Regions from separate parts of the Mus musculus genome. Here region 1 is linked to region 2. Evidence: chromatin loops called from intact Hi-C (ENCODE). Cell type or tissue: gastrocnemius. All regions are shown on one strand. Links, peaks and the distances in the headings refer to the core of each region. The heading gives the core; the rest is flanking DNA. Region 1 overlaps Plekhb2 (pleckstrin homology domain containing, family B (evectins) member 2). Region 2 overlaps Arhgef4 (Rho guanine nucleotide exchange factor (GEF) 4).

The links. Hi-C counts contacts between places; a loop is a spot of excess contacts. Peaks named below come from ENCODE experiments on the same cell type or tissue, not always from the same donor. Only the 100,000 strongest peaks of a DNase experiment are listed, where the experiment ranks them.
Region 1: a loop joins it to region 2, with 5 times the contacts of the local background. A loop is called at or near these places in 19 of 42 quality-filtered maps.

What each region holds. Positions count from the first base shown.
Region 1 is chr1:34,864,706-34,880,343 of GRCm38, reverse strand. It overlaps Plekhb2 (pleckstrin homology domain containing, family B (evectins) member 2), which reads right to left. Exons shown (of 8, transcript NM_145516.2): 6 at 14,114-14,203; 7 at 10,939-11,044; 8 at 759-3,433. The coding sequence ends at 3,297. It also overlaps the pseudogene Gm19430. Among named protein-coding and RNA genes, the nearest start is that of Plekhb2, 23 kb to the right of the region's middle. In gastrocnemius, for the core only: no CTCF peak of the experiment used is centred there; no DNase peak of the experiment used is centred there.
Region 2 is chr1:34,722,813-34,738,450 of GRCm38, reverse strand. It overlaps Arhgef4 (Rho guanine nucleotide exchange factor (GEF) 4), which reads right to left. Exons shown (of 14, transcript NM_001368773.1): 2 at 13,292-15,638; 3 at 6,043-6,342. Among named protein-coding and RNA genes, the nearest start is that of Gm32920, 42 kb to the right of the region's middle. In gastrocnemius, for the core only: no CTCF peak of the experiment used is centred there; a DNase peak (open chromatin) is centred at 6,006.

The DNA.
Region 1 (15,638 bases), core at 2,920-10,919, 140 kb before region 2:
GGGCTCAGAGGCATGAAGCCCCATGCTTCCACCTCCATGGGGCTCAGAGGCATGCGGCCCCATGCTTCCACCTCCACGGGGCTCAGAGGCATGCAGCCCCATGCTTCCTCCTCCACAGGGCTCAGAGGCATGCAGCCCCATGCTTCCACCTCCACAGGGCTCAGAGGCATGCAGCCCCATGCTTCCTCCTCCACAGGGCTCAGAGGCATGCAGCCCCATGCTTCCTCCTCCACAGGGCTCAGAGGCATGCAGCCCCATGCTTCCTCCTCCACAGGGCTCAGAGGCATGCAGCCCCATGCTTCCACCTCCACGGGGCTCAGAGGCATGCAGCCCCATGCTTCCACCTCCACGGGGCTCAGAGGCATGCAGCCCCATGCTTCCACCTCCACGGGGCTCAGAGGCATGCAGCCCTAGGTTCAGTTCATTCAAGGTGATTTACATGAGTGGGCATGTGCCCTTGCTTGAAGACCAGAGGCTTATGTCAGGCCTCTTCCTCTATCACCCTCCGCCTTATCTTTAGAGACAAGAGTCTGTTGATGGATCCAGAGCTCACTGATTGGCTAGAAGACTAGCACTCTGGGGGCTGGCCCTTCTCCAAGCTCCAAGTTCTACGACTACAGATGTCTGTAGCCACATCTAGCTTCCATTCGGGTGCCAAGGGTCTGATGTCGGATCCTCATGCTTTTGTGACAGGCAACTTAACTACTGCTCCAGCCACCTCAAAATAATTTAAACATACGACAGAAGTCACAATGAGACACGGTTTAAGGTTAGTGATCATTTAATATTTTAACAAGTTCACTTATAAACATACTGTATGCACAGACAGGGAGAAAACGGGCTCGGTAGATGCAACAGAATAACAGAAGCAATCACAAAGAAGACTGTCTGCATCCTCTGCCTTTCATCTTTCATCTACGTAGACTGGAAGGCAAAATGAGAGGGTGCATGGGGTCAACAACAGATGTAGAAAATAAATCTGAACCATTCTGTCTCAAACGCAGGAACTTGCTACACTCCAGAAGGCTACTGTGGGCACTAATGACCTAAGCCAGGCCTTCTTGGCAAGGGACGATCTGAGGGAGCCTCAGGCCTTCCATATGAAAGGTTCTTAAATCAAAGAACTAGGAGAGCAATGACATCAGCCACGATGCAGTGTCAGCAGCCAGCCTCTTCCAGCCCTGCATCATCATTTAAGTCTCAGTGGAGGAGACATGTTCCTCAATGCTGGACAAGTCGTTCCCTCTAACTCAAGAATCGCAGGACTCACTGAGGTACAAGTGACGCCGCAAAAGCCATCGAAAGGGTGGCGTCTATGAGGATCAGGGCTGAGGAACTGAGATGCCCAAGAATGTATTCCATTCTGGGTATATAATCAAGTCAAACTGGTGACAGGAATGATCAGGCTCAACTATGGCTGCCTGGTACAGCTAGCCCCATTGGGGCCAGGAGACAGGCAGGGCACACCCATGGGACAGTAGGAGACAATTCTGTTTCAAAAGTACTTCAGGGATGTGACTCAGTACTCTATGGCTTTAGGAATGCCAGTAACTAACTCTAAAATTAAAATCACTGTGAAACACTAACCACTGGTTTTAGTGTTTTGTAAGTAAAGCACGGAGCTTTAGCAATGGTGACACTGTGAGCAAATGGCAGTCATACAGCACAGGATGTAAAATCAGCATCATGCTTATTAAAGCGACACTGAACGGCGTCCGTACCATGTTGTCACATATCCCATCTATCAGAGATGACAGAAAAACAAATGTCAGCTGGAAATGGGCAGGTGTCAACAGGTCCCCAAGGAGTATCGAGAAAGCACTATGGGCACCACCTCATCTACTTGGCAACTGTCTCACATGGAGATCTGTTGAAGACTTGATCTGACCAAGAAAGAGCTACCCAGCAGCACGGCGGCAAGGCAGCACGCATGCACTGGGCTGAGCAAAGTCAGAATGAATGCTTCCTGGGAGCACCCTGGAGAAACAAGACTATGCAAAGTAGAGGGCGGGGGGCCTTCACTGTGCCATCCCACCTTTGTGCCGGGGTACTGTTTGAAACTAAAATATGCCAGTCACAAAGCTGGATTTGGGAGCTTTAAAACATGAAAGAACATAAATTTTAAATGCGTGGAACATGTATTCTCTAATTTTAGAAATACAAATTTTCGTTAGAAAGCCAGATTGTGAGCTTCTCAGAGTGCCACACATTTGGGGACCAGAAATGTTTTAAGCTCTTCTGAGGTGAGCGGGTCTGGACTGAGAACACGGCTGGATCCCCATAACATGAGGGATTAGAACAAATCCCTGAGATGCTCTACCCAATCCCATTTCTCACTCAAAACCTGAGACTCTGGACAGCCACGGGGCCTCCCTTCCACTGCTGAGGAAAAGCCTCCCCAGGACCACGCAGTGTGGGCCCCAGGAGGCCTGAGGCAGGAACATTCAAACAAGGCTCTCCTCAATTCCCCTCACCATACTTTCTTTACAAGTAGAAAAATAGTCTCTATAGGCTCTCTGCAGCCTGAGCTGGCAATCAATATACCTAAAACAAACACTGAGAGCAGGTCGCTGGGCAGCTCCCTGCATGCCTCCACCCACCGGCACTCGAATCAATTCCTAACTCCAGACTAATGCCAATCATCCCCAGGAAAAGCAAACAGAAGAATAACAAGAAAATAAAACTGGGCAGATTACTGGAGCGTAATTTTTAAAGGGAGGGGGTGGCCCTCTGCATCCTGAGCAGCCAATCCTGCTGGTGATACCTAGGAGCTTCAAGGGGTACCTAAGTGCTCCAAGAGGTACGTTACAGGGTCCTCACACCATAGTCTTGCAGGAGCCACCAGCCCACAGCTCCTAGGGTAACACGCAGCAGGGGTCTAGAAGAGAATCCACAGTTAAAGAAGCTGTGACTCTCCTCACCACACTTGCACACATCTTCCTCCATCAGCAGTATTAGTATTGGCATAGCAAGGAAAGCCATCCCTTAATTCAACACTGCACCTAACTGGACGGAAATTGCCCATTTAACTGGGTGTGTTTACATAAAGCCATCCAAAAGTCCCTAAGAAAGACTTGGTGCAAGCTAGTACCCGGAAGGACTCAGGCTCTCACTCACAGCATACCTCGGGCTTTCTTTGTGGTACCATGCAGGTCAGTCACAATTATTAGATTACCACCTTCAAAAGAACTATTTAAATTATTATGAAAGACACTTGTCACAAACAGAAATGCCCTGCAAATCAAATTACTGCACACAGGACTAACAGAAGCTATGCACAGAAAATGTTGAAGGCTCTAGAAGACCCAGAACAGAGAGCCCAGGGCCATGCCGGTGGCTGCCCCGGCGAGCATGCCCAGAGCCAGGTCACTGTCATTGTCTCGGTACCGCTCGCGGATGATGACTTGGTTGGCAGGCTGTTGTCCATAAACTCCTAAAAACCAAGAGGAGAGAGATCTTTTAAGATGTAATTTGGAAGTCTGACATTTACTGAAAAGATGGTGCCCTTAACATAGGCACTGTATCCAATCTCCACGTGGCCCCTTTGTTTGTTCACTAGTTGGCTTTCAAGGTCCTTCAGGAAAGTGTTAATAGATGGCTTCAGTGAGTTCAACCCAACCCTTTCCAAGGCCCACCACACATTACACAAGAAAAACGCTGTTGCAATTTATAAAAGACAATACATGGGGGACTGGAGGCATGGCTTAGTATTAAGAGCGCTTGTCGCTCTTACAGAGGACCTGGCACCCACGTGTAATCCCACAAGCATCAGTAACTATAGCTTCAGCGATCCAATGCCCTCTTCTGGTTTCTGCAGGTACCCAGTGTGCACTTGGTGCGCGCGCACACACACAGCCAAACACCCAGGCATGTTAGATGCCCGTAAGGCCTGGCATGGTGACGCATACCTTTAATCCCAGCCACTGGGAGACAGTGAGAGGGGGACCTCTGTGAGTTCCAGGCCAGGGATACCTAGTGAGAGTCTGTCTTAAAGACAAGAGGGTGGTACAAGCTTGCAGAGAGGAAGTTGATCATCCTTCCAGAGAACTTTATTAGAGGAGTGTGGTGGTTTGGATGAGAATGCCCCCATAGGTTCACATGTTTAAATACTTGGTCCCCAGGTGGGTGAAATGTTTGGGAAGAATTAGAAGGTGTGACCTTACTGGAGATGTGTTACCAGGGGTGGGATTTAAACCATTCCCAGTTAGTGCTCTCTCCCTTATTCCCTCCCTCCCTTCACCCCTGCCCCACCCCACCCCCGACCTCCTATTTGCAGATAGGGCCATACGTTCTCAGCTATTGTTCCAGGATCATGCCTGTCTGGGCCCTTCCATGACAGTCAGGGACTCACCTTCTGTAACTGTAAGCCCCAATAAACTCTTTCTTCTATAAGTTGCCTTGGTCATAGTGTTTCATCACAGTAATAGACAAATAACTAAGACAAATATGACCTCACGATCACAGAGAAGAATGCCTTTGGTTCCCTCCCGTTTCTTACTCGGAGGTTTCCAGAGAGATGGAGGGGATCCATACACTGTGACCTAGGCTACCCTCCAGAAGCCGGAGAGACGCCAATAAGGAAGAAAAAAAATGGAAAGCTGCCTTGGAATTCGGAGGGAGGCAGACCCACATCTGACGAGGAGAGGAACGCACTTGACTGTAGAAGAGCTGCTGAGGGACCTGCCTGACTCCATCTTAAGATTAAAAGCCATCTTGTTACAAGGTCAAAACAAGTTCATTCCTGTTTACTACAAAACTTAGATTTGAGCAGGTCTTGACCCATTTTCTGGAATTTGACATGCTCCACACGCTATACCCTAACCTGCATCCTGATAGAATGTCCTGCCAATAATTTTGAAATATTCAGCCAACTTCCTACTTAAGCAAAATTCCTCTGGAAATCTCTCAACCCTTGAAAATGCCCTAGTCTTGCAGGTGTTTGGGTTTGTTTGTTTGTTTGTTAGCTATATAAACCTCATTGTCTTCTATGTTTGATGCTATTTTCTCAAACCCTGCTTTAGGGAGATAGCCTTGTGTGACAAAACAATAAATAAATCTTATGTAATATGACCAAAGAATTTGGTAATGATCTTTACTCTAGCTCCACGCGATTAACTCTGCAGTTACACCTCAGGCTGCTTATCTTACTCTGGAGAGGGCTGCAGGATAGGGTTTCTGGAACAGAGAGTAAGGAAGACAGCAAGAGGAAACTAGGACCTTACAAACACTGGTCTCTAAGAACTCACAGATTGGCCAGGGTCCTCTCTCTGCTTGCCCAGTCCAAACCCTATAACACTGCAAAGTTCAGAGCACAGAGAAAGCTACAGAGGCCCACCTCGGGTTTCCATGGCAGCCCTCCACTACATGCTTGCTGGGATGAGACAGATGGGGAAGAGTGTGGGAAATCAGGGGAAGTCTGCTTGAAGATGAAGCGGCACCAAGCAACCATGGTGGCTCACCCCTGTCATCTTAGCATGTGGGGGCTTACGGCAGCCACACTGGCTTCTCACCATCTGAAGTTTCCTTCCTGTGAAGTACAAAGTGGGGAGACGTATTCCCAAATCCCCTTCCGTGTCACCACACTGCATTTCCTCAGTTGTGACAAAGATGCGAAGATGTCACCAGAAGGAAAACACCATCATGAGAAAAATCACTCTTGATCCGTAAAATGGGTGTCTTGGCCATTTTCTTTTTGGTTGGTTGGGTTTTTGTTTTGTTTTGTTTCGTTTTGTTTCGTTTTGTTTGTTTGCTGAGACAGCCTGTGTATTCCCACTGGTCTGGAAGTCACCATGTACACCAGACTGCTCTGAAACTCGGGGACCCAGGTGCCTCTGCCTCTGAAGTGCTGAGATTGAAGGTGAGCAGCCCACATCCAGCTTGTTAACTTTGTACTTAGGTTAGTCTACAAAGTAACGAGTTTCACTATGTACCCCACTCACACAGCGTTTGAGGGCATCTCTTCCCCACCGGCTGGAACACACTACTGAAGTTCTAAGGTCAAGACAGGTCTCTCTTGAGGATTTAATTTGGGGGGAGTGGTCACTGCCATGACTTTGTTACAGACTTTTAGACTTCAGTCATGCCCAAACTAAAATATTAAAAACAGACTTCTCACTCACGGTATGAGCTAGATACATCTTCCTTACCATACCTCTGGCTCAAAAAAACACAGTCAGTTCTTCAACTGATGCACACTAAAGGAGAAGCCCACTGAGGCTATCTGGGAGCTTCAAATGTTCCAACATCAAAGGTGTAGTCAAAAAGTTTCAAGAATATGGTGTGCATACACTTGGCGCTGAGGCACTGACAGACACCAACGCCATGTCCTTAATCTACACTCAAGAACGGCATCTCCCTAGGTTTTTTTTTTTTTTTTTTTTTTTTTTTGCAGAATGAATCATAAAAGTTCCAAGAAACCCAGAAGAGCACCTGGGAAAAATCTTCTTATCCAAATTGCTAAAATGTGCTGCATGCAGCTACAAATGTGCCCACCTGTGCCGTAGCTTGGAGAATTCTGAGCTATACTTCCTCCCATGGTGCCACAGCCAGCCTGTGCCTCCTGCACTTCCTCTGCCCACCGCCCCACCTCTGCCTCCTCACCGGTCGCCTTCCCTGTTTCCGCCTCTGCCTCTACTTCCTTCTCCATCTCCTCCTCCACCAGTACTAACAGCTGTTCTGCTCAAATAACACAGTCCCATTAAAGCACACCAGGATGGACCATTAGCAAGAGTGGCCCATACATGTAATAGCAAGAGATCTACTGGAGGAGACATTAAGGAAGCCTAGGAGATTAATGAGAGGAAGAAGCAGATTAAACCATCAGCAAAGGAAGACTCACCAGTCCCTGGCTCTGACTCGTAATGAGTCCCTGCGAAGCCTAATGCCAAAGTGTTATCAGCAACTGTCGAACTGTCTTAATTATGCCCGGCAGAAAGAAGCTAGACATCTGCAGAGACAACTTGAGAGTGTTAGTACAGAGAGGATGGATCTGAGGAGATGCCTCTGTGCTTCAGAGTGCACACTGGCTCTTGTAAAGGACCCGAGTCCAGTTTCCAGTATTCAGGTTGATGGGTTCATAACTGCCTGTAACTCCAACTCTGGGGGGTTCGAAACCTCAGGCCTCCTCAGCCATGTGCACATTATCCACAGGTGTACAAACAATTTAACATAATTTAATTTTTAAAGCAAGAGAGAAGGGAGGCCTGGGGGAGAACTCTTCTCACAAGAAACCATGGAAACGGCAAGTGAGTTTCTTGCAGGCTTAAGGAATTTCAGCTGCCACACTATAGACACTCACCTGAAACTCTGTCACTTTAAAACTTTAATATTTATTTATTTATTTGTGGGTGTTGGGCATGCTCCATTGAACCATCTCACCAAACCCATCTCTGCACTTTTTGCAAACACCCATGATGAACAAAAGGCCAACCCTGCCTGATGTCCTGTGGTGATCCATGTGATATACAAATAAGGTCAGTCTTAATGTAGCAGATTACCATCTTAGTTTCTCTGTCACTGTGATAAATCACCATGACCAGTACAACTTAGAGAAGGACAGGCTCATTTGGGTTTATGGATCCAGAGAGATTAGAGTCTGTGCCATCACAGAAAGAAAAACATGACAATATGAACGAGGAACAGCGGAGAGTTCACATCTCAAAATAAGAGCAGGCAATATTCTCAATATCAGATGCAGATATTGTTGCCCACTGAAACCTATCAAGCTGGGCCTCCGCAGACCACATCGCTCTCAGCACTGTCTTCCAAGAACCTACTGGGATGGCCTATTAAGCTCTGCTTATAACATCCAACCACATGTCTAGGTCAAAGTTTCGGTCTTCCAAAAAACAAACAAACAAAAACAAAACAACATATAGTCAGGTCTGTCACAGCAATAGCCCACTCCCTGCCTTAGTTACCATTCTATTGCTGTGATAAAAAAAACAAAAAACAAAAAACACCATAGCTAAGACAACTTATGGAAAGGAGTTAATTTGGGCTTACAGTTCCAGAGGGTTAAGAGCCCATTATCACCACAAGAAGAAACCAAGGCAGCAAGCACCAGGCATGGCAGCTGATCAGCGAGAGCTCACATGCCCAACCATGAGCAGGAAACAGAGAGCTATCAGGAAATGGTCCAAAGCTTTTGAAACCTCAAAGCTTGCCCTGAGTAATACACCTCCTCTAGCAAGGCCACACCCCCTAAACCTCCCCAAACAGTGCTACCACCTAGGGTCCAAGTATTCAAAGGCCTAAGAATATGTGTGGGGGATATTGAATTCAAACCACCTCAACTATGTATAGAGAGACTAATGCATTTCTATTTGAAGAAGCAAAGAACACAAGGTGACTACACATACTTCGATACAAAGTTTCTAGATCATTTCCAGTTCTGAGATGGTAAGAGAACCAAGAGATAAGAGCATAAGTTCAAAGCAGTTATTGGAACAGAATGACCCACTTTCGATTAGAAAGGCTGTGCAGACAGGAGTAGCTGACTTGAGCTTGCACTGCACAAGTGTAGTTATAACACTAAGAAAACAGCCTGGTTTCTGTTCACCCCGTGCTTCAGCGGCAACCAACAAGATCCTGTACTTCAGCTTGTAAGGTTCAAGCGTTCACTACCACACGGCCCAGCACAGTAGCTCACACAAACAATCCCAGCACTTAGGGGGCTGGGAGGAGGAACTCAAGCCGAGAACCAATCTGGGATGCGCAGGAAGACCCTGTCTCAAAGCAAACAACTATCAAGTATTCATAAAGTAGACTTTCTTTTTCTTCTTCTTCCATTTGTTGTTTATTCTGTGCCAAGCCAGCCTCAGCTGAAGAAATCCTTGAACTTCTGATTCTCTTGACTGTGCCACTTGGGTTTTATGCCACGCTGCGGGTTTGTTCAGGCTACATGGGATTCTCCCACCTGAGCCATAGCCTCAGGACTCAATTCCAAAGAAATAAAGCAGACCATCCCCTAGCTGAGAACACTCGCTTTGCACAGGACTCTGAAGCACGGGCCCAACAGAACCTTAACAGCGGGCTGTCCTTCAGGCTGTCCTCTGACGTCCCCACACGAGCTGTGGCACACATGCGCCCACACACGCATACACAACACATGCACAGGAAATAAATACAAATGTAGTGCTATTAAATCAAAAGGACTTTAGCTACATAAAGATATGTAAATGTCCAAAAGCCATTTTTAATACCTTGCATGGATGTTCCTATCCTTCCATTTGGCTCACTGCTTTTGTTCTTATTTGTTTGTTTGTTGCTTTCTTGTTTGTTTTTTTAATGCTGATCACTGAATGCAGAGCCTCACATACACCAAGCACTAAACTTCACCCTCAGACTTGATATTCTTTACTCTTTGTATTTGTTGTTCACATGCACAGAGCTAAGTGAATGTTCCAAAGACTTCAATGTGGGCCTTTTATTTTCTGCAGTGTCCGGCCAAGGATTCTCTAAGGTCCCTAGCAGGTTTCCCATGGATCTTGGTCCCACCTCAGAATCCCATATACCAACAGCAGTAAAAATCACATCTCACTAGATTTTAAACTTTCTTGCTAGTCTAAAATTGTCAAGTTTAGGGCTGGAGACATGGCTCAGCGGTTAAGAGCACTGACTGCTCTTCCAGAGGTCCTGAGTTCAATTCCCAGCAACCACATGGTAGCTCACAACCATCTATAATGGGATCTCTTCTGGTGTGTCCGAAGACAGTGACAGTATACTCATATATGTAAAATAAATAAATCTTAAGAAAAATAAAGCATTTAAATAAAATTGTCATGTTTAGTAAATAAGAATAGAGACACACCATTGGTTTGAATTTCATATAACAAATAACTTTTTAAGTATAACTATGTCCCATTAAACAACAACTAATTATTTTGGGAGCTATAGAAAGAATCTGAGAGGCCATGTGTGGCAGACGCACCCTTTGCCACTGAGCCCCAGGGAACCTCTTGTCTCCACATCCCCAGTGCTGGGACACAGGTGCACATTGCCATGCCTGGCTTTTATATGGCTCTTACATGGCGCTGGATCCCATCTCAGTGCGCATGTGTAACCTCCGGTGCGCACGCTCACACAGCAAGCACTTCACCTGCGGAACCATCTCCCCAGCTCCTTAGTCTTACTGTAGATTTGTACTGTGCCACCAGAATGCCTTCTAAGTTGTGTGGTTTCATTACACTATTCCTTACTTATCATGAGCTGCTAGTGTTTCAGACTGACTGGCAAGGGGGCTGGAGAGACGGCTCAGCAGTGAGATCACCTGCTGCTCCTCCAGAGAGCCCTGCTTCAGTTCCCAGCACCCACAAGTCAACTCAACCATGTATAACTCCAGTTCCAGGCACCAAATGCCCTATTCTGGCCCCGACAGGCACATGCACTTATGTGCACACATCTACAGACAGGTACACACAGGGAAAACTAAATCTTTTTAAAAATGTTTAAATTGAGTGACATACGGGAAATGTAAGCAACTAAGGTATATTTGGTTACATTTTAAATAAAGATTACTAAAACCTTTAAATAATCAAAGACTGGGCTGGAGAGATAATTTAGTGGGGCCAATCTGACAACCCAAGTTCAAACTCTGGGACCCACACAGTGTTAGGAGACAACTGATTTCCTTGAATTGCCCTCTGGCCTTCCCTCATGGGCTGTGACATACATGTACCCACACACATATGTGTAACAAGTGCACACAAAATCAATAAAAATGTAATCGTTTTTAAATAAAAATCACTCTAGCACTGTAAAGATATGTGAAAACCCAAAAGACTATTTGAAGAAAAATACACAAAGCTCAGAGCGGCAAAGTGATTTGGGGTCTCCAGTGAGAGCGTGCAGCTCATTTAACTTCCAACTGGAAAGGAGGCCTCCTCCTCCTCGCCCCGCTGTACGCAGAGACCGGGAGCGGCAGCCAGCGTGCATTACCTGCATACGGGTACTGGTATGGCACTGCATATGCCTGCCCGTTGGCGGCATAGACAACTTGAGTTCCTGCGGGGTATGCGCCGCTGTATGGACCATAGCCGTAGACCTGGAAGGAGACAAAGTCCCATGAGAAACACAGTTTTGAGGGAGGGGCTGGTGAGTTGGCTCAGTGGGTAAAGGCACTTGTCACCTAGCCTGATGACATGCTGTGTCCCCTGAAACTCACATTGTAGAAGGGATGAGTTGAGTTCTAAAAACTGTCCTTTGTTAGCAATAATGAAATCAACATACTTAAGTGAGCAGGGGTGCTGGGGGAGGGAAGGGGAGACGAGAGATGATGTGATGATACATACATGCATACATATATACATACATGTATACATACATACATACATGGGTGGCACCTGACCTCCACAGGTGTGCAATGGCGTATCCTAAATTGGTTAGTGGAGACACTGGTAACTCAGAAATCCCAATGAGTACAGATAGAAAAGGGGGAGGGACCAGGGAAAGTTTGCTCTCTCTGCCCAAAGAGCCAATAACTCCTCTACTCTACACAAACACTAAGAGCCCACTGCAGGAACACCCTATTCCCATCCCCAAAGGTCAGAGGTGGAAGCCCTAACCAGCATGCGCTACAACAGCCTCAACTACAACTACAACAGCTACAGCAAGCCTCCCCTGACCCCCTAGAGTACAGCCAGAAAAGGATGCACGTGGAGGATCTGGTGTAGACCAGATAACAAGGCACTCACTCTACCATGCAGCAGACCGAGGAGTGAGCCACAGAGTCCATCACTGCCGAGCAGAGGCAATCTGCCCTCCCCACCCCTAAGAACCACTAAAGGCCTTGTGGGGGTGGGTCAGCTGGCCGGACACCATGCACCTGTCAGTGGAAGTCGAGCAGTAATGGGCAGTCCTCTCTTCCCAACAAAGTGCTCTAAGGAGACTCAGAGAAAATCTAAACTCCTGAGCTGGAGCCCGGCCCCCGCTGTGGGCTGAGAATCTGGACTCCACCTGGCAAGATCCGAGTCTCTCCATGTTTAAAATGTCAGGGTTTTGACCAATAATCACTTTTAGCACGAACAGCCAAGATCGCAAACAAAATGACACAGAAGAAGGCCCACACTGAGACTGTAGAGATGTCAGATGTGGGCTGGAGTGCAGCTCATTGGGCGGAGCTTGCTAGGCATGCAAGAAAGGCTAGGTTCCAACCCAGCACCTAGGGTGAAAGATGCTAGAATTATCTAGAAAGGACTTGTGTATTGGGCTCTGGTGTATATATGTTGTGCAATGTATGGTGCAGGGGCAAATGTACATGTATAGAAGGTATACACGCCCATGCATGCATGCAGAGGCCAAAAGAGGACACTGGGTGTGCTCGCCCAATCTCTCACTCCCTCTACTCCCACACCTTATTCCCTTGAGATAGCGTCTCTTACGGAAAAGATTTTTTTTCCTGCCACAGTCTACTAGTTCTTTAGAACTTTCTATGTAGGCAAGGCTGACCTCAAACTCATAAAAATCCACATGCTTCTGCCTTCTGAGAACTGAGTCTAAAGGTGCGCACCACCACACTCAGCTCGGGAAAGAACTTTTTCAAGACAGGGTTGCTCTGTATAGCCCTGGCTGTCCTGGAACTCGAAATATAGACCAGGCTGGCCTCGAACTCATGGTGAGCTGCCTGATTCTGCCTCCTGACTGCTGGGATTAAAGGGGTACGCCATCACACTTGGCCCTCTAGAAAGGATTTTAAAGTAATTATTATAAAAATCTTTCAGTTAATAATTAGGAAATGAACATACTTAAATGAAAAAAATTAAAAACTCTACCCAAAATAATAAAAAAAAACATATAAGAAAAACTCAGTATAATACATACTATATATTAATATACAAAGAATACAAGTTCTGGAACTAGCCAGGGTGTGGCGCTGCACACTTGTAACTCCAGATTTTGGGAAGCTAAGAGAAAGTGATCAAGCCTTTACAGCACCCACATGGCTCACAGGGCTCACAACTGCCCTTAACTCAAGTTGCAGGGTATCTGGTGCCCTCTTCTGGCCTCGGGGTGTACTGCATGCATGAGGTGCTCACAGATACCTGAAGGCAAAACACTCATACACACAAAATAAAGTGTATCTTTTAAAAACAGACAGTTACATACAACCATTTGAAAATAATGGGATAATTATAAATCCAACGAACGTGTACTAAATTTTTATGCTGAAAACTGTAAAATGTTGACAAAACAAAAATAAAATAAAGAAAGCCAGGAATAAAAGCAGAGTGACAAACAGAGAAGTCCACGAGGCTCAGAGCAGCAAACACGCCTTCTCTCTAAGCGTGATGCATTGGCTTACAGCAGCTTTGTCAGAAACCTTGCAAGGCTTTGCAGTTAATACAGATAAACGGATCCAGGGCTGGCCAGATGGCTCGTTGGATAAAGGTGCTTACCGCCAAGTCTGCTGGCCTGAGTTTAATCTGCAGGACTCACAGAATGGAAGGAGAGAACCAACTCTCAAGTTGCCCTCTGACCTCTACCTGTGTGCTACAGATGCAGGCACTACATATACACACACACACACACATATACACACATATACCATATATATATATATATATATATATATATATATATATATACATACATACATACACACACACACACATATATATATATACACACACACATATATACATACATATATATATATACACATATATACATACATATATATATATATTATATATATGGTTTTTTGCTTAATTTGAGATAGACTCTCTAGATTAAGCTGGCCTCCTGTGCAGCCATGAAAGATCTGCATCTCCTAATTGCCCTGCTCCTGCATCCCAAGCACTGATCAGGAGTCCAGGTTTGTGTAGCTACCCCCAGTTTATACAGTGCTGGGGACCAAAACCTCCAGCTTGCTAGGCAAACACTCCATCAACTGACCACATCACCAGCTCCAAGAGCTGATCTGTTTCATCTAAGCAAAGAGGAATACTATGATAAAAAGGGAAGCCTTGGAGTGTATTTCTAATTTCCCTGAGACTGACTTAAGATTAAGATCAAAACTACAACCAGAAACAGAAGAAAAGAGACCAACAGAAATGGGAAAGCAGCAGAGAGCCCCGGCTTCCCTCATGTGTATGCTCTGCTCAAACCTCCCTACCTCAGGGGTTGGTGTAGCATAGGCTGCGTAGGGAGGCGGGGACGCGGCCACTGCAGTCTCTTCAGACAGGATTGCTGAACCAACGTAAGCCTGTGGGAGACAAGAGAGCTAGGACCAAGAGCACATTCACTCAGCAAAGAAAAGATCACAAAGACCCTGCTGGAGCAGGGGCAGCCTCCAGCCTCCTAAAACACCCTGAGTTCAGCAGCCAGTCCCGGCTCAGCCCCAAGCCAGAGCGGGGCACTCTTGGCCCGGGAAGGTACCTGAAGCTCGACTGCCTATAGACCAAGGGCTACTACCCTTATCAGTCCATCTGGTCACAATCACAAGTGCACAGATGCTCTTCTGTAGTCTAAAACCTGTGTGTGCCCCAGTGGAAAGGTAAAAAGTAACTTTTAAAAATCCACACGTAGATTGCACTGGGATTTTGCTAACTGCATGGCTCACTGATGTGAAATTCCAGGGCAGGGGCTGTTGGTCAAAGAAGGGGGCACGGAGTGAGCTCTGAGGTAAAGTAGCTCTGGCCAACAAAAGCTGCGACCACTGAGCTTTCGACTCTGTTTCCCACCTGTGCAAATTCTTCTGTAAGCCTCTTGTACTTTCCTATATTTTTCTGTATATATACTGGAAAAATTAGAGTCCCACCTAAGAATGAAAATGTCAACCACAACGATCTTGGGCACGAGGAGGCACTGCCAGGGATACTACAGGATTTATGGTTTCTTAGTATTAGGGATACAGGCAAGGCCAAGGTCGCCATAGCTTTTGAAGCTGAGGGCTAAAGTCTTTTTGGTTGTTTGCGGGGGGCGGGGGGTTGTTTGCTTGCTTGCTTGGTGGGTTAGCTGGTTGGTTTTTCTGGTTTTTCGAGACAAGGTTTCTCTGTGTAATAGCCCTGGCTGTCCTGTACTTGCTTTGTAGACCAGACTGGCTTTGAACTCACAGAGATCCACTTTTGCCTCCCAATGCTGGGATTAAAGCCACCATGCCCGGAGGCTGAGATCTTATGGGTGAAGTGGGCACCGTGGTTCTCTTTGAACTTTTACTTCAAATAAGAGAAGAAATCAAGATGCCGGAAACCTGGAGGAAGGTGAACACCGCCAGGTAACACTGGAACTGCGACGGCTGGCTGAGGAGGGTGTTGTCTTAGTTAACTTTCTCACTAGTCTGACTAAATAACCTGATGGAAGAAACTCAGAGGAGAAGGAGTTTGGTCTGGTTTGCAATTCTAGAGGGACACAGTCCATCATGGTGGTGAAGGCGCGGCAGCAGGTGGAAGAGTGGCAGCGGGCAGAGGAGGCAAGGTAGAAGTAGCAGGAAGGAGCTGGTCATATTACATCCAGGATCAGGACTGAGTAGAAGTCAAGTCAGGCTCAAGACAAATCCTCGGTGACCCCTGGTGACGCCCTGCCTTCCAGCGAGGCTCCACCTAAAGGTTCTGTAACTTCCCTAAACTATTCCAACAGCAGGGAGCCAAGCGCTAAAGCACGTGAGTCTATGGGGGCTGTTTCATATCAGACCACAATAG
Region 2 (15,638 bases), core at 2,585-10,584:
CTATCTAAGTCAAGAATTGCCACCATTCCCAAAGTCCCTGACATCTTCCTGAAGGTTCTGGTCTCCAGCTTAATTATCACGTTTGTAGCAGTGGGCTATAAGGTCAAACACTGAATCCCTAAATACTGAGCTGTTGCTTTGAGCAGGGGAAGAGAGCAAGGGCCCAGTGAGTTTCTGCTTTTACTCTGGGGAGGGCATGCTGGGCCTTGTGAACACCAAGCACCCACCACTGTGAGGCACAGTATCCCCGGCCCTGGCAACAGCTTTGTAGTTAAGATGCTATCACCTCATTTTTTAATGGGGTTATTTGATTTTATTAAGTCTACCTTCTTGAGTTCTTTATATATATTGGATATTAGTCCCCTGTCCGATTTGGGATAGGTAAAGATCCTTTCCCAATCTGCTGGTGGTCTTTTTGTCTTATTGATGGTGTCTTTTGCCTTGCAGAAGCTTTGCAATTTTATGAGGTCCCATTTATCGATTCTCGATCTGACAGCACAAGCCATTGCTGTTCTATTCAGGAATTTTTCCCCTGTACCCATATCTTCGAGGCTTTTCCCTACTTTCTCCTCTATAAGTTTCAGTGTCTCTGGTTTTATGTGGAGTTCCTTAATCCACTTAGATTTGACCTTAGTACAAGGAGATAGTAATGGATCAATTCGCAATCTTCTACATGATAACAGCCAGTTGTGCCAGCACCATTTGTTGAAAATGCTGTCTTTTTTCCACTGGATGGTTTTAGCTCCCTTGTCAAAGATCAAGTGACCATAGGTGTGTGGGTTCATCTCTGGGTCTTCAATTCTGTTCCATTGGTCTACTTGTCTGTCTCTATACCAGTACCATGCAGTTTTTATCACAATTGCTCTGTAGTACATCTTTAGGTCGGGCATGGTGATTCCACCAGAGGTTCTTTTATCCTTGAGAAGAGTTTTTGCTACCCTAGGTTTTTTGTTATTCCAGATGAATCTGCCGATTGCCCTTTCTAATTCGTTGAAGAATTGAGTTGGAATTTTGATGGGGATTGCATTGAATCTGTAGATTGCTTTTGGCAAGATAGCCATTTTTACTATATTGGTCCTGCTGATCCATGAGCATGGGAGATCTTTCCATCTTCTGAGATCTTCTTTAATTTCTTTCTTCAGAGACATGAAGTTCTTGTCATACAGATCTTTCACTTCCTTAGTTAGAGTCACGCCTAGGTATTTTATATTATTTGTGGCTATTGAGAAGGGTGTTGTTTCCCTAATTTCTTTCTCAGCCTGTTTGTCCTTTGTGTAGAGAAAGGCCATTGATTTGTTTGAGTTAATTTTATATCCAGCTACTTCACTGAAGCTGTTTATCAGGCTTAGGAGTTCTCTGGTGGAATTTTTAGGGTCATGTATATATACTATCATATCATCTGCAAAAAGTGATATTTTGGCTTCTTCCTTTCCAATTTGTATCCCCTTGATCTCCTTTTGTTGTCTAATTGCTCTGGCTAATACTTCAAGTACAATGTTGAATAGGTATGGAGAGAGTGGGCAGCCTTGTCTAGTCCCTGATTTTAGTGGGATTGCTTCAAGCTTCTCACCATTTACTTTGATGCTGGCTACTGGTTTGCTGTAGATTGCTTTTATCATGTTTAGGTATGGGCCTTGAATTCCTGATCTTTCCAAGACTTTTATCATGAATGGGTGTTGGATTTTGTCAAATGCTTTCTCAGCATCTAACGAGATGATCATGTGGTTTTTGTCTTTGAGTTTGTTTATATACTGGATTACGTTGATGGATTTCCGTATATTGAACCATCCCTGCATCCCTGGGATGAAACCTACTTGGTCAGGATGGATGATTGTTTTGATGTGTTCTTGGATTCGATTAGCAAGAACTTTATTGAGGATTTTTGCATCAATATTCATAATGGAAATTGGTCTGAAGTTCTTTATCTTTGTTGGGTCTTTTTGTGGTTTAGGTATCAGAGTAATTGTGGCTTCATAGAATGAGTTGGGTAGAGTACCTTCTGTTTCTATTTTGTGGAATAGTTTGTGAAGAACTGGGATTAGATCTTCTTTGAAGGTATAATAGAACTCTGCACTAAACCCATCTGGTCCTGGGCTTTTTTTGGTTGGGAGACTATTAATGACTGCTTCTATTTCTTTGGGAGATATCGGGCTGTTTAGATCATTAACCTGATCTTGATTCAACTTTGGTACCTGGTATCTGTCTAGAAACTTCACCATTTCATCCAGGTTCTCCAGTTTGTTGAGTATAGCCTTTTGTAGAAGGATCTGATGGTGTTTTGGATTTCTTCAGGATCTGTGGTTATGTCTCCCTTTTCATTTCTGATTTTGTTTATTAGAATGCTTTCCCTGTGCCCTCTAGTGAGTCTGGCTAAGGGTTTATCTATCTTGTTGATTTTCTCAAAGAACCAGCTCCTCGATTGGTTGATTCTCTGAATAGTTCTTCTTGTTTCCACTTGGTTGATTTCGCCCCTGAGTTTGATTATTTCCTGCTGTCTACTCCTCTTGGGTGAATTTGCTTCCTTTTGTTCTAGAGCTTTTAGGTGTGTTGTCAAGCTGCTAATGTATACTCTCTCTAGTTTCTTTTTGGAGGCACTCAGAGCTATGAGTTTTCCTCTTAGAAATGCTTTCATTGTGTCCCATAAGTTTGGGTACAAAGATTTCTCACCTGAGGAATACCAAATGGCAGAGAAGCACCTGAAAAACTGTTCAACATCCTTAATCATCAGGGAAATGCAAATCAAAACAACCCTGAGATTCCACCTCACACCAGTCAGAATGGCTAAGATGAAAAATTCAGGTGACAGCAGATGCTGGCGAGGATGTGGAGAAAGAGGAACGCTCCTCCATTGTTGGTGGGATTGCAAGCTTGTACAACCACTCTGGAAATCAGTCTGGCAGTTCCTCAGAAAATTGGACATAGTACTACCGGAAGATCCAGCAATACCTCTTCTGGGCGTATATCTAGAAGATGCCCCAACCAAGAAGACACATGCTCTACTATGTTCATAGCAGCCTTATTTATAATAGCCAGAAGCTGGAAAGAACCCAGATGCCCCTCAACAGAGGAATGGATACAGAAAATGTGGTACATTTACACAATGGAGTACTACTCAGCTATTAAAAAGAATGAATTTATGAAATTCCTAGGCAAATGGATGGACCTGGAGGGCATCATCCTGAGTGAGGTAACCCAATCACAAAGGAACTCTCACAATATGTACTCACTGATAAGTGGATATTAGCCCAGAAACTTAGGATACTCAAGATATAAGATACAATTTGCTAAACGCATTAAACTCAAGAGAGAACGAAGACCAAAGTGTGGACACTTTGCCCCTTCTTAGAATAGGAAACAAAACACCCATGGAAGGACTTACAGAGACAAAATTTGGAAGTGTGACGAAAGGATGGACCATCTAGTGATTGCCATATCCAGAGATCCATCCCATGATCAGCTTCCAAACGCTGACCCATTGCATACACTAGCAAGATTTTATCGAAAGGACCCAGATGTAGCTGTCTCTTGTGAGGCTATGCTGGGGCCTAGCAAACACAGAAGTGGATGCTCACAGTCAGCTATTGAATGGACCACAGGGCCCCCAATGGAGGAGCTAGAGAAAGTACCCAAGGAGCTAAAGGGATCTGCAACCCTATAGGTGGAACAACATTATGAACTAACCAGTACCCCGGAGCTCTTGACTCTAGCTGCATATGTATCAAAAGATGGCCTAGTCGGCCATCACTGGAAAGAGAGGCCCATTGGACACGCAAACTTTATATGCCCCAGTACAGGGGAACGCCAGGGCCAAAAAGTGGGAGTGGGTGGGTAGTGGAGTGGGGGAGTGGGTATGGGGGACTTTTGGGATAGCATTGGAAATGTAAATGAGGAAAATACCTAATAAAAAATGGAAAAAAAGAGATGTTATCGCCTTATCTGGGTTCATTTGTAAGCATCCTTCTTAAACAAACAGACATCATCATCAGTGAAGTCTTAATATTCCACATAACTGTTGTCCAATGCAATTATTACTGGGTTTTTTATTTAAAATTTTAATTCATATTCTCAGTTTTACCTGTTCTTTCCATCACATCAAGGAGTGGAAGCCTTAATGTAAAAATGCACCCATCACCTTGGGGATCTGAAAAACATCCATTTGGTTTCTTTTCTCACACAGATTTTGCCTTGGACTTACACCTAAAATAAATGTTAAAGTGAGGCTGGAGAGATGGCTCAGTGGTTAAGTACACACAATGCTCTCACAGAGGACCCGAGTTCACGTCCCAGTACCCACCTCAGGTGGTCCCCAAACGTTTGTAAATCCAGCTTCATGGACCTGACAGCCATTTCTGAACTACAAGGGCACCTGCAGCACATGCACACACACACACACACACACACACACACACACACACACACACACACACACATGCACACACACATGCACACACACACACACACATGCACACACACACACACACGCGTGCACACATACACGCACAGGCACACGCGCACACACACAGACACACACATACACACACAGGCACACACACCACAATACAAATTCTTTTAAAATAGTTTAAAATATGTATGTAGAAGTTATTCTTGCTTGCTTCTGTGTGACATAACGTGGTATCAGAGGGTTTTGTCAACACTGAAGGTGGAACCCTTGCATACACTGGGTGAGCGCTCCACTTCTAATCTTCTTCCCTGTCCTGTGTTTCTTGGCAGAGTCTCCCTGTTAGCGCAGCCTGGCCTCAAATTTATGACCCTCCTGCTCAGTCTCCTGCATGCCGGCATGAACCATCACACCCAGGGTCACGTGATTTTGAACAGAATACAAGATGATTAAATCAAGCTAATTAACTCATCTATCACCTCAAATATCTGACATTTTCTATGGAAAGAATATTGGGATTTATTTGCTCAGTGAGTAAATTGTATGGGATCGAGGCTGGTCAGATGGCTCAGCAGGCGATGACACTTGCCGCTGAGCCAGAGAGAGCTGAGTCCCGCAAGTTGTCATCCACCTCCCAGTGCGTACGTTCGCACATGCCTGCACATACTAAGTAATGACAAGTTAAAAAAAATTAAAAGCAATGTATGGCCTCCAGTTATTCACTCTGCTGAGCGAGAGCTATAAAAATAAAATGTATTCCTCCCGTGTAACAGGCACTGGCCCTTTGATTATTCTCTTTCTGGCCTCTCCAGCCCCTGCCTTGCTGGTAATCATTCTAGTCTCAGCCTCTGTGACTTCAGAGTGTGTGAACAGTATGACGTCATGTCTGTGAGAAGACGTGATATTTGTCCTTTGTGTCTGACAGATTTCACATCTAATCCTGTTCTCCAATGCAATCCTTGGTTCTAAGGACACAAACGGCTTTCCTTTTAGAACAACATTCCATCACATTAATAAGCCACACTTTCTGTATCTGTTCATGTGTTGGTGGACTTCAATTTCCATATCGTGGCTACCGTGAATAATACTGCTGTGGTGAATGATGGTCTGCAAATGTCTCCTCAAGGCGCTGATTTCAAGTCTTTGGGTAAATACTAGGAGGTGGGGGAGGAGCCAGCCCATATGATAGTTCTATTTTCACGATGGCTGTCCTAAATACAATTTTTCTCTAACTGTAGACATTGTGTTTTTGACAGCACCTGTTACCTTTCTACAACAACAAAACAAAACAGAAAACAGTTCTTGTCAGCGAGCTCCTGGGGATCCATCTATCTCTGCGTCCACACAGCTGGAGTACAAACATGTCACCAAGCCTGTTTTATTTTTTTCAAATGTGACTTTGGGGGATTGAACTCAGGTCCTTAAGCAATTTGGTTTCTGAGATATCCCCGTGGCCCCAAGCCTTTTGTCTTTATATATTGATTTATATCAGGCACTCAGGAGACTAACTAACACATAGGATCAGAGTGATCACTTTCTGTGACTTGGGTGGCCAAGGGTGACAGTCCTCAGTGCAGGACAGAGTCAGGAAATGGCAAGCATCCAGGCCATGTCAGAGGATGCCTGGCCTGGGGCCAGCTTACCTGAACTGGGTCCTCAGGCACTAACTCTGCGCACATCTGTCGTCTAAGCAGCATCTGTTTCTTCAGCTTCCTCCTCTGAGCCTTTTCGAGCCATATGTCATCGAAGCTGAAGTGTGAGTGTTGAGGGGCCCTCCTGAACTGTAAAGGGACCTCTCTGGGGACTTGCTCTGCGGACATGGAGGGGAGGGTCCGTGTCACTTCAGTGGCAGATACCGGCCTGTGAGGAGGCTCTGTGTAAGTTTTCTGATCATGGGAACAATTGCGCTTCTTGTCTGGCGGGCTTTCCTGGGCGATGTAGCTCTAGAGAGCAGAGGAGACGACATCAGAGACCAGAGTGAGCATAAATCAACTGGCGATGCTCCTCTTCCCCCAGAGTCTTTCAAATACAACACTTTATTTCAACTTATTTTTAAAGTGAAGATTGCAATGAGATACTTCATTCACAGCCATTTCGTAAAGTACTACATTAGACATAAAATAAATCTTATTTCTGTTATAACATCTACTATAAGACCATTTCAGACAAGAAAGCCTTCTGATTTGGTCAAGGGCCGAATCTGTAAAAGTACCTAATGAATGTGACATGACCATTAGAAATATCTGTGTATGTGCTGAAACACATGTGCACATGCATGCGGAGGCCAGGGGTCGATTTCAGGGGTCACTCTTTAGACTCAGTCACCTCAGTTTCTGGGATAGCGTTGATCATTAGAACCTGAGGCTCACTGAGCCGGGCTGGCCAGCCAGCAAGCCCACTTCCCCAGGGTTGAGATCGCAAGTGCATGCCACCATGCCTAGCTTTTTGATGTGGGTTCTGGGGACTGAATTCAAGTCCTCATGCTTTGACGAGAGCACTTTCCAAACTGAGCTGTCTTTGCATCCAGAGCTCTTGCTTAAGCAGAGAGAACTGAAACAGGGCAGATACAGCTCTCACCTCCCCAGCCACTCCAACTGTTCAGGGACAGCACTTCAGCATCGCAACCATTTCAAAATAAATCCTCTCAAGAGCAGCATAATACTTGGACTTTGTGTTCATATCTTCACCGTCTGTTCTTTGAAACCAACTCTCTGGGAGAAGAAACTCTCTTATTGCCCTGGTCACAAAAACTCATCCATTAAAAAGCAGCTCAATCAAAAACTCCAATATAACCATAGTTTCCATACTTTGGGGTTTATGATTCTCCCAGAAGCCATAGCTTACCAAATAAAAAGGCGAGTATTAGGTGAAGGACACCTTTCCTCAAGGTGTTGGAGATGTCCCACAGACCCTCAAACAATATAGGCTATCAGCATAACCCCTTGTTGCCCACTGAGACTTGGCATTATATCCCTGTTGCTGAAGATGGCACACACATTGGTCACAGTACTGGTCGGAAGGCTTCCTCCTTGCTGGCTAACTCTCACAGGACTGGAAGGTCCTATGCAGGCCCCTGGGGGCAGGGGGTCATCAACAGTCTTTCCTGGCTGTGTAACCCTGTAAGCTGCAATAATGACCAGCATTGCAAGATATGCCCATGCATCCAACAGAAGCACAAACTATCTTATGGGCTTAACCAACTTGTTTCTGATTGGTTTCAAGATCCACAGCACAGGATGAAATATGAGCTTGGTACTGCAATTCTAGCCAAGAACCTATGGCTGGGGAACCATCTCTAGCCCCTTACTATTAGTATTCTGCTAAATGGACATAGACTCAAACTGCCCTCTACATTCTTATCTCTCTACCCATAGGTTATCGCAGCTCCCAGACTTTATCATACATTTCTTTGTGTGGATGGCGGTTGATGCAGAAACTCACAGCTAGTTAAAGAGCAGAGAATACATGTCAGTGGAATGTTCAGTTATAAGTGGGACATCTATATCACCCCCAAGGGTCATGAACCACTACAGAAGAGGAAGTAGAAGTATGTAAGAGCCAGAGGTTGGGGAGGAGTGGAGCCAAGCCATATCTTCCATACAAGACATGATCACTGCACTCATGAATTTGTAGTGGCTGTGGCTGCCTGCACAAGATCAAGCCAGTCAACCTTCTGACACAGAGAAGGAAGGGGTTTATGAGCCCCATCCCTGGCTGAGAACCTAGTCAAAAATTTCTGAGGGAGGGAGGGAGGGAAGGAGAAAAGGAGGGAAGGAGGGAGAGAGAGAGAGAGAGAGAGAGAGAGAGAGAGAGAGAGAGAGAGAAGAGAGAAGAGAGAAGAGAGAAGAGAGAAGAGAGAAGAGAGAAGAGAGAAGAGAGAAGAGAGAAGAGAGAAGAGAGAAGAGAGAAGAGAGAAGAGAAGAGAAGAGAAGAGAGAAATGTCTTTAAACATGTGACCCCTGGCATGTTGATCTCAGTTCAGTGGAGTAGCACAAATTGAATTTTTTTGTATCATAAAAAAAGAGGAGGGGGAGGAGGGGGGATCAGAAGGGAAAGAAGATGAAGATCAAAAAGAACAAGAGGAAGGAGGAGAAGAAGAAGAGGAAGAGGAGGAAGAGGAAGAGGAAGATAAAGAGTTGGAAGGGACATAGAGGTGAGGGAGGCTCTGGGAGGAGTTACAGGAAGGAGGGGGGATGAATATGATGAAAATATATTGTATCAAATTCTCATCAAATTAATAAAAAAATATATCTTCAATTACATAGAAATTAAAGATAAAATACCCTTCAACTATGAAAGTAAGGGCCTGGAGAGATACTTAACACTTACTGCTCTTGAAGAGGCACAGTTTGCTTGTCAGCAGTCACACTGGGTGGCGCTCACAACTGCCTTTAACCCTAGCTCTAGGGCACACAACAATCTCCTCTGGATTTACACACACACACACACACACACACACACACACACACACAATTTTTAAAATGAACTAGTCCTACAATTAATTCCAATTAACTTTCTCAACTCTAGCTTGATGTCAGGAGCAATGGATTGGATGATGTCATCTCTATCATTGCTATCTATTCTTTTACTTGGGAGCCTCACAGGAGGACACTATTCCTCCCAGAACTCTTGGTGACTACCTTAAGGAATTTCCTCAGTTGATTTAGCTGCATGTTTTAAGTTCCTGATTAAATGATGTGATATATTGGATGATGTGATATATATCTCATACAGATATGTATGATATTTAATATCATAGGATATTACATTATATGATATAATTATATATTTACAAATAACTGCTGTTATTTGTAGAAACCTGGGGGAAATACAGAGACATTTAGTTATGTTTTTTATGTGAAGCAAACATTATCACGCTGATAGAATTCTTACTGTAATGAAGAAATTATTTCAGACATAATTGTCTGAAGCAAGGAAGACTGAGGGATTTAAATGAAGCAAAGCTTCTACATTTCCCTTAACTTGGCGAAATGCCTATACTAGGGGACCAGTAGATGGTAAGGTGCATGTATACAACACAATACCTGGTTCCTGTCACTTAAAAATCAAATATATGACATAAACATTAAATTAAACTCTAAAAAAATATTCAGGTAGCCCATAGATTTTCAGAAGAGACCAGAGAAGTGAAACACAGAAAAACTAAAATGGAGACATAAACTATAGTCCATGAATAATTATTATAATTTGTGTGTGTATATGCATATGTGGTATAAGTGTCTGTACCTCCTCCAACAAGGCCACACCTCCTAATCCTTCTAATTCTTCTCAAACAATTCCACTCCCCAGTCACTATCCATTCAAATATATGGCCATCATAGATATACATGTAAAAATTCTTTAAATACTAGCTAATGTGATTTAACAGTGTTTTGAGAATTATACACTATAACTAAAAGGAACATGTTCAGTACTTAAAGGGAAGGTCAATGTTTAAGAACTCAGAACTGTACACATTTAAGAGGTCAAGGAAAGTCATATGAATATATCGGTGGATTGAAGAAAACTAACATAGTACAATAGCTACTCAGGTTTGATACAAAGAAAACTCTGAATGGACTAGGAAGAGAGGGGCAGACCTTCATTATGATGAAGAGTATCCACAGAACCCTACAGTGGACATGGGGTCTTGAAAGACTGGCCACTTTTCTTCCATGACTAGGGACCAACCTTGCTCCCATCATGGTGCTTAACATAGCACCAACCCTCTGGCCACTGACATAAAGCAAGAAAAGGAAATGGAAGGAAAACAATCTGTCCCTTTGGTAGATGGCATGAGATACAAGTTGACACACATAGATCTCTTACATTTCTACATATCAGCAATTAATGTGTATAACCTCAAATTTAAGATATAACGCCATTTACAATAGCTTATGTGTAAAGCAAACCAAAATTGTCTAGAACGGAAAGACAAGAAGATCTAGAAAATGAAGACCCTGTTTTTATCAGTTATTCAGCATGGTAAAGACTCCTGTTCGGTTTCAGTTCACACCGCTTAACCTTGCTCCCACCAAAGTCTAAGCAAAGATGCTTGCAGATGAAAGTTAAGATTCTTCTAAACTTGGTATGGAAATGCAAAGGAACTAGAACAAAATAATTCTGAGAAATGGAAAGTGGGAATAGTCCGTTTACTAGGTCTTAAGGCGTTGTTCGTTGACAGTCACTAAGATCCTGTGGAACTGAGCACATGATAGACACAGATTGAAGACACAGGAGTGGAAACCCATATGGCCCATTCAAGACCTAATACTGCAAGCAATTCAGTGCTGCAGTAACTGACTACCCAGAGGTGGAGAAATGAACTTCTACCTGAATCTCACACCCTAACAAATTTTTCTCAAAGTACAGAAATCATCAGTATGGAGGTTCCTCACAAAACTAAAAATAGCCCTACCCTACGGTATGACCTCAAAGACTACAAGTCAACATATCCCAGAGACACCTGCACATCAATGCTTACTGAAACGCTGTTCACAAGAGCTACATAAGGGACCAAACTCTGTGTCCATCAACAGTGGAATGGATAAGGAAAATGTGGTTTGCCTGCACAGTGGAATTAAGCCAAACCGAGACAGACAACTGTTACATATTTTCTCTCGTCGGTGGGGCCCTGATTTTTTAGGTTTATAAAAATCACATATAAAATGGATGACAGGAGAGTGGAGGTGAAACTGGGTAGAGGACAGAGGGACTGATGGGATGGAAACAAAAGAGAGTCATTAGCAGAGCATGGATGATGTAATATGCTCAAAGTACATTGCATTGTGGGAACATAATCAAAAGAATAACATTTGGCAGATAATGCCTCGGGGCACTGTAAGGTCCCCGTCTCTGCCTCCCAGGGCTGGAGCTTTAAGTGGGCTACCATGCCAGTTTGGCATGCCGATGAATTCTGAGGATCCAAACTCTAGTCTTTATCCTTTAACTGGGCAGCCACCTCCCTGGCAATTTCTCAAACTCTAACCTCGTACTTGACCTGTGAGCTGTCAATCATGTGGGCTCTTGACCAGAAATGAAAATGTATACCCACCATGGTGTGGTGCATAAACGTTCACAAGAGTTCTAGTTGTGATACGTTGGATCTGAAAGCTGCCCAAATGTTTCTTAATAGATGAATGGTTAAAGATAAACTATTAATTAGCTATGAAAAGGGGTTATTGATACATGAAACAACTTAGGCAGGTCTCAAAGGACTTAGGCTAAGTAAATAGCCAATCTCAAAATATAACATTTTTGAAATGTAACCATTGACTGGGCTTGGAAGTAGTTCAACCAGGGCCGGGAGGATGTGAGTAGAAAGGAATTTAGCTCAAGGGCAAGGAATTTGTGTATCTTGCTGATGACAGTCATTGCATGTCCTTACACTTGATAGTCATTGCTTTACAGCTCTGTCCATGATATAAAATAGAAGCTGTGTAGCTACAGATTGATCATCCCTCGTATGAAAGCAAATAAGCCTAAAATACACAAAACCCCAAATTAGAAAATCCCATACCTGACCTTAGGCGGTCACAAGGCAAAGGAGCAGTAAAGACACTAATGATGTTTTTTGTTGTTTTGTTTTGTTTTTTGTTAGTTTGTTTGTTTTGTTGTTGTTGTTGTTGTTGTTGTTGTTGTTTTGAGACAGAATTTCTCTGTGTAGGCCTGGCTTGTCCTGGAACTTGCTCTGTAGACCAGGCTGGCCTTGAATTCACAGAGATGCACCTGTCTCTGCCTCCCAAGTGCTGGGATTAAAGGTGTGCACCACCACTGCCCAGAAGACACTAATGAACAACCTCCAGCCTGTGTGTGCCAGCCATGAATGACACTAGCGAGTCCTGTGCCTGAGATTCATTTTATATTTGTGTGTATGCGCACATGCCCATGCAGGCTCCATTGGAGGGCAGCAGAGGGCTTTGGATTCCCCCAGAACTAGAGTTATGGGTGGTTGTGAACCTCCTGAGGTGGGTACAAGAACTGAACATTAATCCTACGCAAGAGCGGCAAGAGCTCTTAGCCGCTGAGACATCATGCCAGCCCAGCCTTGCATTTAAGCTTTAGGGTCATCCTCAAGCTGTCTCATCTATGTCTATGGCAATATTGTAAAGTTGCAAAGGTAATTGAAACTTGACATGTTTTTTGTGATCTTACTGTTGAGTTTTGAGCCTTATTTGTGTGGTGATAGTTCTGCCATTGGACATGCGAGTTGCAAATGGGGGTTTAAACGCATCCTTGGAGGGTGGTGATGGAGTCACCTTGCACTTACATACATACTTTTGACATTCCAAGAAGCCCTGACCACCCTCCAGATGCCCTATCCTTCCGTGTGTGTGTGTGTGTGTGTGTGTGTGTTGAAGCTTTATAATGTTATATTGTATTCTGTATTTGGATTCAGTGAAGTAAATTTCCCTATGGTGTCTTTTAATATTGAATGTTTTTTTTTAAATTTTACCTTAAAAGTGATGCAAAGGGTGTTAAGGATGTAGCTCAGTTGGTAAAGTGACTGCCTAGCATGCATGAGGCCTTGGGTTCAATGCTTGGCACCCCACAAAATGCTGGGCATGGTGGTTCATGCCTGTCACCTTAACACTTGGGAGGTGTGGGCAGGAGGATCAGGAGCTCAAGGCCCTCCTTGGCTACACTGCAAGACGATGGCCAGCCTGACCTCTATGAGACCAATACTAAGAAATCTAGGTGGTTTAGTAGCTTGAAGCACTGCAGCCATGCCTGACCACTTGAATTCAGCTCACTGAACATTGTGAGAGCAGAGAGCCCATTGCCATTTGAGCTGAAGCAGCCCCTGCCCCAGAAACACTTACTAACTCAAGGGAACATCCCTCCACTTGTCTTAGGTAATGAACAAGTTGTTACCACCAACAGCTCACTTACCTCATTCCCAGGATGGTCCCTAAGGAAGGGCACTGTGCCCAGGCCATGGTAACACTGGCACTGGCTCTTGTCTTCCTTCTGGTCGTTCTGGTTTAGTGTTTGCAGAGAGAGTAAGAGGCTCGCCCTGGCCTTGGATGCCTTGGGCCGTTCGGGGACTTCTGAACTTCTGTTGGCGTCCTTGTCACTTCTGAGAGAGACCATGGAGACAGCACTAGTCCTGCCTCTAAGGCAGAGATCCATCCTCTGCGCCCCAGCCATGGGACTCCTGGGTTTGGGGCTTGTGGGTCTGCAGGGCATGCCTTGGTTCTCATAGGTCAAATGGCAGGCAGAGCTGCAGGGGAGGGCAAAACTGATGTCAATCTGCGCTGCTCCGGGGCTGGTGGCAGAGGTCAGCCAGGAAGACTTTGGGAAGACTCCAGAAGAGAGGTGCGTACTGCTTTCCTGGGCAGCAGTGCGTCTTATGGTCGGTTCACTTCTCCTCCGGTGTTCCGGAGAAGCCAGATGGCTGGAGGACAGAGTTGCAGGGGAGTTTAGGGGTGTCCAGTGCTCCCCAAATACATGGCTGTCGGTGTCAATCGTCCACTTCTCACAGTGGCCTCTGGTGGCTGGTGGGGAAGAGCAGAGGAGTTGGGGAAAGCCTGGTTCTGGAACCCCACTCACTAAAGCAGGTCGTTTGGAGCCTTCCGCATCTTTGCTTCTCAGAAACGCACGCCAGGAGCCCCGGGCTCGCCTGCGCTTCTCTTTCTCGCCTTTGACAGAGCCAGTATTTGTTTTCTCCATAACTTTGGCTTCAAAAAAATTGGTAAAGGTCTTATGGGCTAAGGCCAGCCTGGCTTTGATCTTGCTTTCTGTTGTTTTCAGTCTCTTGATGTTGTAGCTTTCTGGGGAAGGTCCTTCACCGCTGAGGTCCCCAGATGTCCCTACTTGAATCACACCAGATTTGGTCTCCAGAGATACGCTCTGGTGCACGTGGTGCAGAGGTGGTTCCCCCTGGCAGGGACTGTGGGGGACCCTTTCTTCGGGGCTAGGGCAAACTGGGTTCAAGTCCTCTGAGGTTAAGGCCTGGCTGTAGGGTATGTCCCCGCCAGGCATCTCCCTGGACCAGGGCATGTCAGTTCTTAAAGGGGTCATCTGAAGACAGGCAGGGTGCTGCTCTGACTCCAGCACACTCTGCTGAAACCCACCGCATGGTTCCTGGAACTCCAGTGTTGTGGTGCTTGAAGCCAAGACTCTTGAAAGGGGACCCTCTACCTCGCCCGCGCAGGCGCAGATTTCCGCATTCTCCGCATCGCCTGTGCCACACCTTCCTCGTTTGCGATCTGAGCTGGGCAACTCCTGGTTCTGCTCGGTGTGTACACACTCAGACCCTAAGTCCAATCTTTCCCCAAGCAGCTCGCCCTCCAGTGTCTCCTCTGAGCTCAAAGTGTCATCCGAAGAAGTCCTAGAGACTGGCACTCTCACGTGCTCTATGCCTTGGGCCAGCAGCTGAAGAGCCCCACCATCCACCTCTGCCCCTGGACATCCCAGCAGCTCACATTCATTGCCAAACACGGGCATTTCTGAGGCCCTGGAAGACTCATAAGCCGTGGCGCTTGTCCCCTTCTCTGGAAGGTGCCCACACTGTGGTTCTATGAGACAGTGAGCCTTCCTTGTAGAAGTCTGCCTTCCTTCCTGCTTTACTGCTATCATAATGAATTTGCAGCTGTGCCTGGAGGCCCCGTGGGCTCCTGGAGCCTGCCGCTGGCCAGAAGGGGAAGGCTCCGGGTCATCCCCAGGTCCCTGTGCACACTCACTCCCAGGGTTGCGGTGAGATACTTCCAATGTTGGGAAGTCCAAAAGACTTTGCAAGGCCTTCCCATTGCGTTGGAGGTCTAGAACCACTCCCTCTTCTGCTGCTTCTAAAGAGCCAATGACACTTGATTTCAGGGCTGTCCTTGGGGCACAGGCGCTATCGCTCTCTTCTTCCCAGGAACCTGCAAGCATTCTGTTGCACACAGGTACCTCACCATGGCAGCAGTGTTGTGGGAAGAGGGAGGCCCTATCAGGCGGCTTTCTCTCCTCCTGGAGAGCACTCATTGATGGGTAGTTCTCCGTCTGGCTTCCTGCCTCTCCGGAGATGTTTAGCAGGCACTGTTGTTTACTGATAACATCATCAGGGTGGACACCTTTGGGCTCCTCAAGTCTGCTTTCTGGGCTGTGCCCTGGCTTGCATTCAGCCGGCCTGGGCACTTCCTCTTGGCTGTTGAGCTTCAGCAATTCTGAAGTAAGGTGGGAAGGGGCTGGGCATGACCTAGAAGCCTGTTCTACCTGGTTTTCCAGTGGAAGGCCTACACAGGGTGTGTCTGGA